Linked DNA regions of Homo sapiens: region 1 is linked to region 2. The links are chromatin contacts, found by Hi-C or POLR2A ChIA-PET in ENCODE. All regions are on one chromosome and are shown on one strand. The core of a region is the stretch at or near the end of the contact, and the rest is flanking DNA. Distances in the headings are between cores, read along the strand shown.

The links. A loop is a pair of places that touch in the nucleus more often than their neighbours do. ChIA-PET counts read pairs that join two places held with the same protein, here RNA polymerase II (POLR2A). Pooled maps may share reads with other maps.
Region 1: a loop to region 2 is called in a map of naive thymus-derived CD4-positive, alpha-beta T cell, with 23 times the contacts of the local background. The contact joins the promoter of ZNF268 here to the promoter of GOLGA3 in region 2. A Hi-C loop is called at or near these places in 1 of 168 maps with a recorded cell type or tissue (naive thymus-derived CD4-positive, alpha-beta T cell), 5 of 37 single-sample maps with no recorded cell type and 12 of 50 pooled maps. POLR2A ChIA-PET finds 5 or more read pairs at or near these places in 3 of 52 experiments (CD4-positive, alpha-beta T cell, GM12878 and activated B cell).

What each region holds. Positions count from the first base shown.
Region 1 is chr12:133,180,159-133,182,858 of GRCh38, reverse strand. It overlaps ZNF268 (zinc finger protein 268), which reads right to left and starts at 1,364. Exons shown (of 6, transcript NM_003415.3): 1 at 1,173-1,364; 2 at 829-913. The coding sequence starts at 861. RefSeq lists enhancers at 977-1,176, 1,217-1,526, 1,122-1,646.
Region 2 is chr12:132,827,372-132,830,385 of GRCh38, reverse strand. GOLGA3 (golgin A3) reads left to right here and starts at 1,517. Exons shown (of 24, transcript NM_001389683.1): 1 at 1,517-1,583. RefSeq lists silencers at 1,000-1,209, 1,580-1,639, 2,140-2,239 and an enhancer at 1,290-1,429.

The DNA of each region.
Region 1 (2,700 bases), core at 115-2,614, 350 kb before region 2:
AAGCCCTCTATGATCTTAGGCCTACGGCTCTAGCCTCATTTTTTAATATAACTCTACTATCACCATTAAACTCAACATTTTAGCAACCCTAAAGTGCCCAAAGTTCACCACATGAGGTCATTTCAAGCCTCTCAAATTTGCACGTTACTTCTTTTTCCTAGGCTGGTTTTAATCCTTTGTCTACTTTAGGTTTGTCATCTTTCAAACCTAAGGTTAAGAATCTCTTAATCATTGAAGCATTTGGGAGTAAGGGGTTAGGGGGTGTCCTTACTTCCAAAACTGACCCATTCCTGCATGTCTCCGTGTATTTCCACAGCCTGCTCCCAGAGCACTCATTAACTTGTCATTGTCTTTCTTATCCACCATTCCTAGACCACTGTTCTTCAAGACAGGGATGATAAGCAACCCATCTTTGCATTTTTAGCACCTGCCCCAGGGTCCAGCAAACAAAATACAATAAAAAAAAATGTTGAACAAGTGAATAAAAAAGTTTGTAATTTCCAAAATAAGGTTTAAAGATCCCAGATACAGAAGGCCCTCAGTAAATAAAGGCTGAAAAAACTGAAAGATGTGTGAGTATCCCTTGTTTAACTCCAAAGTTCAGCGTACAAAGTTGTTAGAAAAGAGATTGATGAAAGGAGGAAAAAAGGAAGTCGGATGACAAGAAGCATTTCTGGAAAGTCTAACATGCTATAAATGACGATCCAGTTGCCTAAAAGAGCGGTGGGGTGAGAAAGCTCCTGGCAAATTCAGACTGGAGTAGATGGAGTGCGCACACGTTGGCATTCAGGGAGAGCTTTTCAAGAATGAAAGAAAACCCCTACTCACCCAAATAGAAGCTGTCCGGACCCTGGTGGCCATCCCTACGGTCAGTTTTGTGTGCCTCGCTGGAAGTGACAGGACGCGAGGGATGCTAGAAGAGAGAGCACAGTGAAGAAAGAGGTCACCCAGCAGTCCCCAAACCCAGAGGGGGAGGGTCCGAGGCACCAGGGCTGCCTGCCATTCTCGGAGCTGAGGCTCCTTCCCTCCCACAGCACGGGATTCACCATCTCCACACCCTCACCAACACACAGGTTAGGGTCAGGCAACCGCCCCGGGTCAGCAGCAGGAGAGAGCTAAGGCAGATTAGTTCTGTCCCGTCCCGCCGCCTTGAAACCGGAGGAATTCCGCACCTCCGGCTCCTCCAAACCCTGAAGGGGCAGCAGAATAGAGTCCAGGGTACTGCCTCCACCTCCAGATCTGCAGCCAGAAGGGTTCGCAACCACTCCAGACTCGGCTGGCCCGTTGACCACGACGGGCGATGAACGCTATCTGAGGAACAAGGATCTCGCCATCGGCGCGGAACAATGGCGGCCGCTACGTATGTCGCACAGGAATTGCGTCATGGAGAGGCAAAGGCAAAAAAACTACAACTCCCAGAGGCCTCTGCGAGGAGTTACTCCCGCGCCGGAGGGCTCCGGCCAAGGGCCACCGGGAGGGGGCGTGCTAAGATGACCCGGAAGCTCAGGCCTTCCTGGCCAGGTCCCTGAGCTCCCGCGCTTGCAGGTTTTAAATTTTAAAGAGAATTAAAATACTTGACACCAATGGCTCAACGGTTGGAGGGATGTAAATTAGGTTACAAGTGTTCTAGTCCCTGCTTTACTGAAATGGTAAAAGTCTTATTTTGCTTTACACTTTAATAACAGATTCGTAAAATTCCCATTACATGTTAACATAAATAATATTTTAATGAAAATTACATATATTTTACAAAAGAAAAAATTTAGTAAGGAGTGGCTTCGCTTTTTAAGTCTTTTCTGACTTACTAGAAAGCTGGATTCTCATATCTGCTTCTATGTTTAATCTGTTGCGTATGTTGTTTTTGTTAAAGTATATAAAGATACAAGTCGAACAAGGGATAGTTTTGTTAGTGTACAATCTGAAACCACGTAGATGAACTTTTTCTACTCTATTACATAAAATCCGTTGGTCTACACTGCACTTTGAATGGATTCTTTTATCACGCATGATTTCGTAACATCATGTATTGGCCAGTTGGAAAATATTGGTTTACTTTAATGGCAAAAGCCGCAATTACTTACTTTTGCACCAACGGAAAATATCCACTAATCATTATTGATCTTAAGTATTGGGAAGAGGTGACATTCACAGAGGCAGATACAAGTTTTCTAGAATTCTTTTGTTTTTGGCTTTTAAAAACTTTTATAAATTTATGAGGTACAAGTGTAATTTTGTTACATGCATCAGTTGTGTAGTGGTGATGTCAAGGCTTTTAAGGTATCCACGCCCTATAGTACGTTATATGCATTGTACCAGTCAGGTAATTTATGATTATCCCTGAAACCCCCCCACACCTTTTGAGTCTTCATTGTCTATCATCCCACACTCTACATCCATGTGTACATATCCTTTAGCTCATACTTAAAGTGAAAACATGTGTTTTTCTTTCTGTGCCTGAGTTGTTTCACTGAAGATAGTGGCCACTAGTTCCATCCATGATGCTGCAAAAGACAATTTCATTCTTTCTTATGGCTGAATAGTATTCCATTGTGTATATATAACACATTTTCTTTATTCATCCATTCATGGACATTTAGGTTAATTCCATACCTGTGATATTGTGAATAGTGCTGTGATAAACATATGAGTGCAGGTATTTTTTTTATATATATAATGATTTCCTTTGGGTAGATACTCAGT
Region 2 (3,014 bases), core at 268-2,767:
TCTCAAGGTGCTGGAATTACAGGCGTGAGACACTGTGCCCGGCTTTTTTTTTTTTTTTTGAGACGGAGTCTTGCTCTGTTGCCCAGGCTGGTGGCACGATCTCCGCTCACTGCAACCTCTCCGCCTCCTGGATTCAAGCGATTCTCCTCCAGCCTCCTGAGTAGCTGGGATTACAGGCACATGCCACCATGCCCGGCTAATTATTATATTTTTAGTAGAGATGGGTTTCACCATTTGGCCTGGCTGGTCTCAAACTCCTGACCTCAGGTAATCCGCCCACCTTGGCCTCCCAAAGTGTTGGGATTACAGGCGTGAGCCACCGCATCCGGTGAAAAGTTTCTAATTTTTTCATGAAGTTTACTCTATCAACTTCTTTTGTGAATTGTGTTTTTTTGGTCAGATCTAAGAACTCTTCCCCAAGCTCTAGATGTGAGAAATTCTGTTTTCTTCTAAAAGTTGTATATTTTACGCCTCAGTCTGATCATTTTGTGTTAGAATTTGCATTTGCAGATAACATGATGGCCCATGTAAAAAATACAAGGATTTTACAACAACAACCGCAAAACACCAAATGAACCCTCAAACTAATGAGTTCAGCGAGGTCTCAGGATAAGAAAATCAACATAGAATTCATCACATTTGTGTAGACCAACAGTGAACACGTGGAAAACGTCAAAAACGCAGTGTTACAGTTGTTTGATGTGAAATACTATAAACTTAAAAGGTGCAGAATCTGTATGCTGAAATTACAAAATGCTGGTGGAAGAAATCAAAAGACCGAAATAAATGGAGGGGCCACCAGGGACGCAGATGAAGGACCGAGTCAGCGATGCCCGTGCTCCCCAAACGATCTGCAGCAGTTCCCATCAAAATCCCAGAAAACTTCGTAGACTGAAGCGTATTCCAAAATCCGCAGAGATGAGCGCAACATCACAGAGGACCCCGAGGCGCCCTCCAGGCCATTTCCTTCCTGACAGCTGGAAGAGCGGCCTGGCGGATGAGGGAAGGTGGAAAGCCGTTCCCCAGCGGCCAGCGGCCCGCGCCGTCCAGCTTTGCCCTTTTTAAAGGGGAAGCAAATAGGGTCCAAAGCAGCGTCGCCTTTGATCTGGCACCTGAAGCGCGAAGGGCGCCGGCCGGGTGGAGGTGCGGGGTTGGGGCGGGGACCCGACTAGGGCGGGCGGGGAAGTCACGCCCACACCGAGCTCGGCCGCGCCCATGCCGAGCCCCGGCCACGCCACTTCCGCCGGAAGCTCGGTTCAGCTTCCTGAAAGAGTTGGTCCTGCAGTTCCGGAAGTTGCGTTTCTACTAGGGAAAGGTCCGCAAACTCTTAAGGTCACTTTCTGAAGGCGGCCTCATCACAGTCGGAGGTGAGCTCGATCCGGACCCTGTGGGCAGAGGGTCCCCGGCCCTAGGGTGGCCACTTGAAGAAGAGGAGGACGTTCTCTGTTCCGGAACGAAAGTAGCGCGTGCAGGCTGTTTCCGGGGACCCGAGGCCGATGCACCGCTCGCCCCGCCCCTCTCACGGCCACGTCTCCGCCGGAGCATCCGGGCCGGGCGGCCTCCGGGGCTGCCAGAGCAGCAGGGTGAGGGGCTCGGAGGCCGCGGCGCCTCGGGGCTCGGGCTCCCGCTCCCGCTCCCGCTCCCGCAGTGCATGGGCGGGGGAGGCTCGAGGGGCGGCGGCGGGGCCTGGGCGCGTCCCTGCAGCGTGGCGGGACGGCCCCGTTCCAGTCACCCCCGCCTCGCTGCGGTGGCCTCGGGCCTGGGCGCCCGCCTTCAGCTGCGGCGGAGCTGGCTCTGTAAATGCCGGTGCCCGCGAGCCCTCCTGAATGCTTGTCTGCGCCCGACGAGCGCGGCCTGTCCCGAAGCTGTCCACTGCCACCACTCGGGCAGTGCTTGCTTTAGCCTGGCCCTTTGCAGCTGAAAGGCGTGACATGGTGTCGGGTGGTTCGTGGGAAGTCGGGGTTTCAGGAGTCCGTGTACTTCCTTGTTTGTCTTTGTCGCTGGCCGACTTGTCTTCATTCCAGGTGGCCAGAGCGAGTGGGGCCGGGCGTTGTCACGGGTATGAACCCGACGAATGTCAGTCGTGTGGCGGGTCCTGGGTATTGTGGGTCTGGGTCACTGCCCCCGCGGAGCCCACCTAGGACAGGGACACCCAGGGTCGCCAGCGAGAGGGTACCGGGCGGTGGTTGGGTGGGGTCCGCTACTCTAAGTGGGAGCCTGGGGGGCGGGCGACTTCCGTGCTAAGGCCTCTATGACGAGAAGCAAGCCAGGCAAAATTGTGAGAAAAGCGCGCCTCAGGCAGAAAGTTTGAAGACCCTGAGGGCGGAGGATGTGGCCACAGTGTAATGGCAAAGGGGGAAAGCGATGGCGGTAAGGATGTTGGTGTAGGCAGGTGCTGGATTCTTAAGAGGTTGGAGTTTATTGTCACTGGGCCAGTGTAAGCCATTTACAGATGACTCATGGATTTTTTTTTTTTTTTTAAGAGACTGGGTGTGTTGCTGTATTGCCCAGGCTGGTGTGGAACTCCTGGCCTCAAGCGATCCTCCCACCCCAGCCTCCCAAAGTGCTGGTGTTACAGGTGTGAGCAGCCACACCCGTCGTCGTGGATTATTTTGAACTGTCTTTTAAACGACATCAACATAGCGCTTTATAACCCTTTAATATCTTTTCAGGCAGTATACCTTAAATGGCAAGAAGGAAATAAATCATCTGACATCACTCAGATTGAAGAGGAGCTTTTTTTCCCCCGATTGCCTTAAGAAGTAGCATACTTTCCCAAGTGAGAATGCCTTCAGTTGGCTTTTAGCGATTTTGACAAGCAACAACTAAAGGGAAAATCGTGATAATTACTGTCATTTTATTGAGGACACGGGACAGACTCTGTGCCTTGTTATATTTAATCCTGGCAAAATTTTGCGTTCATTTTCTCATTGTTTTACTGGTGAGGAAACAGGCTAAATGTGATTAAGAAATCTTTAGCCCAGGCTCTCACAGGTAAGTGGTGGAGGGTCGGG